2 separate regions of the Homo sapiens genome follow, and region 2 is linked to region 1. A link is an interaction called in ENCODE POLR2A ChIA-PET data of the cell type or tissue named here. Cell type or tissue: GM12878. All regions are shown on one strand.

Region 1 (4,000 bases):
TCAACATGGTGAAACCCGTCTCTACTAAAAATACAAAAAAAATTAGCCGGGCGTAGTGGCAGGCGCCTGTAGTCCCAGCTACTCAGGAGGCTCAGGCAGGAGAATCGCGTGATCCCAGGAGGTGGAGGCTGCAGTGAGCCAAGATCGTGCCACTTCACTCCAGCCTGGACAACAGAGCAAGACTCTCTCTCCAAAATAAACAAAAACAAACAAACAAAAAAACTGAAAGGAAACACACAAAAATGTTACCAGTAACTGTCTTTGGATTGTGGTTCTGCAAGTTATTGTTTTTCTATGTTTTTTTTCTGAGCATGCTTTTTTTCCATAATAGAAACATTGTTTATTTTCTTCTTCTTCTTCTTTTTTTTTTTGAGATGGAGTCTAGCTGTGTCGCCCAGACTGGAGTGCAGTGGCGTGATCTAGGCACAATGCAACCTCCACCTCCCAGGTTCAAGCGATTCTCATGCCTCAGCCTCCCGAGTAGCTGGGATTACAGGCACCCTCCACCACACTGGCTAATTTTTGTATTTTTAGTAGAGACAGGTTTCAACATGTTGGCCATGCTTGTCTGGAACTCCTGACCTCAGGTGATTTACTCGCCTTGGCCTCCCAAAGTGCTGGGATTACAGGTGTGAGCCACCTTGCCTGGCTATTTTCTAAGAACAACAAAAATCTTCTTTATATTAAGAAAAAACATATATCCTCTGATGCTCTTACCCAATAATCTTAGTTCTACCCATTGGAGGTAAACTAAGTCAAAATTATTTTCTATGTAAGAGCTTTTCTGATGTTTGACATTTGACTTCATTCCCCTATATATTTTCTTTCCTTCCTTCCTTCCTTCCTCCCTTCCTTCCTTCCTTCCTCTCTCTCTCCCTCCCTCCTTTCTTTCTTCTCCCTCTTTCTCTCTCTCTCTCTCTCTTTCTTTTTTTTTGAGACAGGGTCTTGCTCTGTTGCCTGGGTTGGAGTGCAGTGGAGTGATCTCGGCAATCTCTGCTTCCTGGGCTGAAGCAGCAATCTTCCCACCTCAGCCTCCAGAGTAGCTGGAACTACAGGCATTTTCTTCCAGCCTCCTGTGCAGCTAGGACACAGTCACATGACCAAGGCACACCAATCAGATGTATTGGAAGGTGGAAAGATGAACCAGGAAGCACACATAATTGATTCAGGTGAGTGGCAGCAGCAGTTCCACCCAATTTCCAGAGACAGCCAGGGCAGCAGTTGTAAGAGCAGCATCCAGCATTTGGTAAGATTAGCCAAGGAAGCAGCAGCTTCTGTACCCACAGGTGGCAGCTGGAGTGTGTTCACAAGAACTGTTGTGTGGCTTGATTTGGGTACTGTTTCTGACTACACAGCCTCCAAGACAGCTCACTCGACCTCCCAATTATTTAAGGTACTCCCTTATATTCTACTAATAAATTTCTTTTCTGGAAAGTCAGTTAAGTCAGCTTAAATCAGTCAGTTTCCGTTACTTGAATCACAAACCTAGACTAAAATAGCTTCCTTGAATCTTCATTTTGACTAGATTTGCCCTGGGGGACAGCTCAGAGTGGGAAAAGTTGATTCCTGCCAAGCATCTACAGCCCGTTCCAGACCAGACAGGGATTTCAGCTACCAAAACCTGCTCTGATGCCTGATTATTGTGTACCTGAACAACTTACAGTGCAGAGTGGGAAGGCTGGATTGCCTCTGAATTTGATTCTCCATAGCCATTTCAGCCTCTAGCCAGCAGGTGGGGGCCTCCTCAGTCTTCTGAAATCAGCCTGCCAGGCATCGCCCTCTCCTTCCCCTCTGCTGCAGGAACTAGAGAGGCGACTCAGTAGGCACCCCTTGGGCCAGGTGGACTCCTGGCAATAGTTGCTAACACGCCTCTTGTACTCCAGCCCCACTTCCCCATCCATCCTCACATACAAGCCACAGAAAAAGAGAAGACGTGGGACCACAAATGCTGTGCATTCCATATGGCCCCTAGGGTTTATGTGTATCTGTGAAGGCATCAGAGACAGGACACACTTTTCTTTGTCCAGGGTGATGGAAAGGACACAGGAGTTATTTTCTCACCCTGGAATTAAAAGACTAGAAAATACATTCTCCTTCCACCTAGAAATGTCCCCCAAGGTTGATGGCTTCTCATGCCAGTCCCATCATGGCTCGCATTCAGGTGTCAGAGTGATCTTCCTTTCATTATATCACTATATCATGCCTCCACTGTCGATCCATCCCTATGTCCCACCATAGAATATTTAAAAGCCTGGAATGGACCCCATTTACAAGTGAGGAAACTGAGGCTCAGAGGTTGGCTTGCCACCTCAAATCTAAACTCTGCGTAGCTTCCAAGAATCTCTATAACCAGGTCTCACTCCACCTTTCTACTCGTGGGTTCTCCATAGCAAAATTGCCCTTCCAATCCTGTGAGAATATATAAGAACCATACAGTCCCTTGCATATTTTTTATTTTATTTTATTTATTTATTTTCTTGAGACGGAGTCTCACTCTGTCACCCAGGCTGGAGTGCAGTGGTGCGATCTTGGCTCACTGCAAGCTCTGCCTCCTGGGTTCACCCCATTCTCCTGCCTCAGCCTCCCGAGTAGCTGGGACTATAGGCGCCCACCACCACACCCGGCTAATTTTTTTGTATTTTTAGTAGAGACGGGGTTTCACCGTGTTAGCCAGGATGGTCTCGATCTCCTGACCTTGTGATCCGCCCGCCTCGGCCTCCCAAAGTGCTAGGATTGCAGGCGTGAGCCAACCGCGCCTGGCCGCCCCTTGAATATTTTTTAAGATAGTAATTCCAAGCTTTATCTAAGATGAAGCATTTTTTAGCCAATCAATTTTTTAAATTTTTTTATTTTTTGGAAACAGAGTCTCACTCTGTCACTCAAGCTGGAGTGAAGTGGCACTATCATGGCTCACTACAACCTCTGCCTCCTGGACTCAAGCAATCCTCCCACCTCAGCCTCCGGAGTAATTGGGAATACAGGTGCACACCACCACGCCCAGTCTAATTTTTTTTTTTTTGAGACGGAGTCTCACTCTGTTGCCCAGGCTGGAGTGCAGTGGCGTGATCTCAGCTCACTGCAGCCTCTGCCTCCCGGGTTCAAGCGATTCTCCTGCCTCAGCCTCCTGAGTAGCTGGGACTACAGGCACACGCCACCATGCCTGGCTAATTTTTGTATTTTTAGTAGAGACGGGGTTTCACCATGTTGGCCAGGCTAGTCTCGAACTCCTGACCTTGTGATCCACCCATTTTGGCCTCCCAAAGTGCTGGGATTACAGGTATGAGCCACCGCGCCTGGCCCTACCCAGCCTAATTTTTTTTTTTTTTTTTTTTTTGAGACAGAGTCTTGCTCTGTCACCCAGGCTGGAGTGCAGTGGCGTGATTTCGGCTCACTGCAACCTCTGTCTCCTGGGTTCAAGCAATTCTTCTGCCTCAGCCTCCCGAGTAGCTGGGACTACAGGCACGTGCCACCATGCCCAGCTAATTTTTGTATTTTTAGTAGAGACGGGGTTTCATCCTGTTGGCCAGGCTGGTCTTGAACTCCTGACCTCATGATCCACCCACCTTGGCTTCCCAAAGTGCTGGGATTATAGGCGTGAGGCACCGTGCCCAGCCCTGGGCCTTTTTTTTTTTTTCTTTTTATAGCTATCTTTTTCCTGCAGTAATTTTTTAAATTTTTAAATTCTTGACATTATAGAACTAAACTGAAATTTATTAACATTCCAGTCTTACATTTCTTATTGACAAACAGAAATAACATTCATGGGTCAAAAAACTCCAAGCAAAGCTAAAACCAGGGAAAAGCTTGTAATACTAAATATGGGTTTCAACATTGACAGCTGAACAGAGAATATTATTTTAAAATTCTTAGCAGATGATAAAGATGTAGAAACTGAATACTTACAAATTATTTACAACGTGGAATCAGGCCGGGCGTGGTGGCTCAACACCTGTAATCCTAGCACTTTGGGAGGCTGAGGCGGGCACATCACCTGAGGTCA
Region 2 (4,000 bases), 320 kb after region 1:
ATGAGTTTTTTTTGGCAGATCAATGGGTGGGAAAAGAATTACTCAATGGTTTCTTCCTTCTGCAAAGTAAGGATAATATAAGGTCTCTTAGGGACAAGGTGCTAACAATAGAATATACTGATCAAGAAGCAGTTTTTAAGCAAATCACTTCTTTGTGCAATTCTGGGATCTTAATTGGGGGATTGTTGCGGTAATTAAATTATACGTGTAATGCATTAAGAACCGTGTCTAGCACATGCCACGCTCTCAATAGATGTTGAAATTGTTATTATCCTCCACACAGGGTCCGTTACAACACACTTTGCTCACAGATGAGACCAACTACTTCTCCGTTCCTCACAGGTCTGTCACAAGGATCATCAAAGATAAGGTACATGAAAGTACTCTGTAAGATATAAAGCACTTCACAAGCATTCATTACCTTCACCATCCTTATAACTCTGAACAGCAGAAGGAAGGGACAGAAGGTAATATGGTGAGAGGGCTGAAGTGAGAAACTCTGAGACAGGCCCCAGAACTGTCACTGTAACCACTCATCCCATGGACAAATGTATGAAGTGTCTGTCCTCAGGAGGCACCCAGGTGGATATGAGGATAAAGAGGCCGGGTGTGGTGGCTCACGCCTGTAATCCCAACGCTTTGGGAGCCTGTGGTGGGAGGATTGCTTGAGCTCAGGAGTTCAAGATCAGCTTGGGCAACATGGCGAGACCTCATCTCTATAAACAATTTAAAAATTAGCTGGGTGTGGTGGTGCACACCTGCTGTCCCAGCTACTTGGGAGGTTGAGATGGGAGGATAATTTGAGTCCAGGAATTCAAGGCTGCAGTGAGCTGTGATCATGCCACTGCACTCCAGCCTGGGAGACACAGCGAGACCTTGTCTCACCAAAAAATAAAAAATAAAAAAAATAAAGACACCAAGTCTGCCTCAATAGATGCTTTAAGACAGGCATAAATCATATGCTTGGCAGACAAAAAGGAAAGCCTGATTACTTCGAACCAGAAGGCTTCTCAGAAGAGGTAGCTTTCGAGCTGAGCACTGAAGGAGAAATAAGACCTTGTCAGGCTTACAGAGAAGTAAAAATACATTAGAAAAGGCAGAGAAGGGCCAGGTGTGGCAGTACATGCCTGTAATCCCAGCACTTTGGGAGGCTGAGAGAGGAGGATCACTTGAGCTCAGGAGTTAGAGACCACCCTGGGCAACAAACCTCACGCCCAGGGACTAGTGAAGTTGCAGAAGAGACCCTTAGGCCTTTCTCCTACACTACTTCCCATGTTCCCCGAGCTCTGCCCTCCCCACAGTCTGCCCTTCTAGGAGAGAAACAAGGAGATAGTGGCACACAGGGAGGGAGGCCTGTTTCTTATGCTACCCATACATCGAGGCCAGCTGTTCTACTCAATATGGCACACCAGCATGCTAATTCCCAATCCCATCAACTTGTGATCCTCATTCATTTTCCTTATACCCTGTGAGCTACTGAAGCAAGGGGTCTTCTGTGCTGCATTTTAATTACTACGATGAGCTATGGGATCTCAAGGGCTTTTGAATAATAACACTTCAACATTTACACATTTTCATTCACCTCTGCCCACTTAAATTAAGGCTAAAGAATGCAGCTCATGTGAGGAGTTGCTAATTCAAATCTCCCCTCAGGCCCAGAGAAGAAGGCTGGGGGACCCAGTGTCTCATATTGTTTTGTGTTCTCCGTATCATTAGGATTGGAATCCTCCAGCTGCCTAGTCACTATAGTGAGCATCAAAAACCATGGGTGTGCAGGAGAACTCCCAAGTACATGGCTGCTTTCAGAGGGTCACCAGGCTCTTCCTGGAAGGAAGGTCCTGACCAAGTTATTCAGACACTTGCTGAAGACTGCAATTTGATAAGACAAATAGACTGAGAGTTCATTTTGGTCCACGGCAACCTGAGAAATAGAATAAGAGCTAGACAGGGATTCAAGAAGCCCATGTTTTAGTTCCAGCCCCGTGACTTTTCCTCTCTAGGTCTCTTTCAAAAAATGAATGCCTGGGATGCATTCTCCAGGGCTTTGGGATTTAGGCTAGTTTGAATCTGTGATTAAAGGACCTCTCTATAGTCCCTACCAGTTCTATGATGTTAAGAACATGAATAGCAGAAAGGCTTTTGATGAAATGGTTTTAGCCTCATGGTTAAAAGTACAGGCTTTGGATTCAGTCACACTAGGGTTTAAGTCTCAGCTCCAATACCTAACCTTTTCTTCCTCAGCTCTGAAACAGGGACAAAAATAGCCCCTACCCTGAAGATCTGTCACAAGATATACAATGACATAATCAACATAAAGGAAATCAGCATGGCAGCTGGCCCGTGGGAAGCATTCAGTAAATGATAGCTGCTATCATTATCACCATTTTTCATTTACAGTCATTTCTGAACTCTTAGCTCATCATGCTAACACTGCACAGAGAGGCTGGTTTCCCTTCTCCTGACTCTGCAAAGGAGACTGATTTATTCTGAGTAGCCCTTTTAAAGAGGCAGAATAAAACTCAAATGCCAGGGAAGGCCAGTATTCTTATAAGTTTGGTTTGGGATTACATGTAATAGCACAGTGGAGAATCTTCAGATTAGGAGCCATCTGTACTCACCTTGGGGCCCATAGGTATAGCCCAGCTTTGGGACTTCGGACTGTTTCACATTGACTTGGTCTTGATTACCTCATTACATCTCCCCCTTCTTCTTGAACTCCTAAAGCGTCTGTTCTCTACCTGTCATTGGACCTCTGACCTCTGGCCCCCAAACTTCCCTAGTTTTCAATATACCAGCTTTGCCTGGATCAGCTTCCAACCAGCCACGATTTCTAACCATGCCTAATTTAATAGCATATTTGCTGTCTTTGCTCCCCTTGATCTTCTGCCAGTTCTTGTAGTGGGTATTCATAGCCATTTGCTTTCTCTTCTCCAGTTGCTGGAATGTTGAGCCCTTTTAAATACTCAAGAAACAACTGACTTGAGTCCTCTACCAATTCACCTAACTCAGCTGGCTTCCAACAGCTACTACTTATTGAGTACTACTCCTTCTGTGCCAGACACTATGCCAAGCATTTTCTTTTTAATATTCACAACAACCATGAGGTAAGAATTAGTATCCCTTCTACATGTAGAAACTGAGGCTTAAAGAAGTTAAATGATTCCCTAAATAATAGTCACCATCCAGTAAGTGCTAGAGCAATAATTCAAATGCCAGCTTGATTACCAGGCTCAGTGAGCTTTTCATTCATCTCTTGAAAACTATGTAAGATCGATTTCCTCATCTCTTCTGCTCTCTTTAAGCCATCATCTTTACCCACAGCACCTGCACTTTTTGGAGGACAATCACACCAATTTCCCGAGAAGACAGATCAAACTTTTTTAATGACTACTCTCAACACCATGTAAAAATTGGGGGGTAATTTCATCACTTCTCTCCTACCTTAGAAATTAGACCCCATTTAGGCTTTACCAATGGCCTTCTAACTGCCTAACCCTTTTTCTAGTTTTCATCCTTCTAGCTCTTTCTAGATCAATGGATACTGTTTGTCCATTGCCCCCAGTACTCACTCTCCCCTTCCTTCCTTGGTTATGGGACTTTTAGACAGGTTCACAGCCACCTAGAATAAAGACAATTATTTCCCACCTCCTTTGTAGCAAGGTGTAAACACATGACCAAGTTCTGGCCAGTGGGTTATAAGTGAAAGTGGCATGTGTAACTTTTGGGAACTATCTTTAAAGTGCCATTCTCCCCTTTCTTCCTTCCCATGCTGATGCCTTGAACTTGGATAGCCATCTTGAACCATGAGATGGCAGAAAGGGACTGGGTCCTTAATGGTCATGAACTGTTGTTGAGCCCAGCACTCTTTACTTCTATCTTGTTCAACCAGAGTTATTGAGGGTTTTCTGTCACATTCAGCCTTAGCTCCTAAGATATTGCATTATCCCAGTTATCTTCCTATGTTTCTTTCCCCTTGTGCCTCTAAACATAAGCTCTACTC

Evidence for each region. ChIA-PET counts read pairs that join two places held together with the same protein. Peaks named below come from ENCODE experiments on the same cell type or tissue, not always from the same donor. Only the 100,000 strongest peaks of a DNase experiment are listed, where the experiment ranks them.
Region 2: POLR2A ChIA-PET joins it to region 1 with 5 read pairs; 1 of 35 experiments calls an interaction of 5 or more read pairs at or near these places.

What each region holds. Positions count from the first base shown.
Region 1 is chr6:35,325,375-35,329,374 of GRCh38, reverse strand. No RefSeq gene overlaps it. Among named protein-coding and RNA genes, the nearest start is that of PPARD, 15 kb to the left of the region's middle. RefSeq lists a silencer at 1,617-1,676. In GM12878, a CTCF peak has its summit at 1,727 (motif pointing right); a DNase peak (open chromatin) is centred at 1,737.
Region 2 is chr6:35,010,196-35,014,195 of GRCh38, reverse strand. All of the region lies in intron 10 of ANKS1A (ankyrin repeat and sterile alpha motif domain containing 1A), which reads right to left. Among named protein-coding and RNA genes, the nearest start is that of ANKS1A, 120 kb to the right of the region's middle. In GM12878, no CTCF peak of the experiment used is centred here; a DNase peak (open chromatin) is centred at 2,368.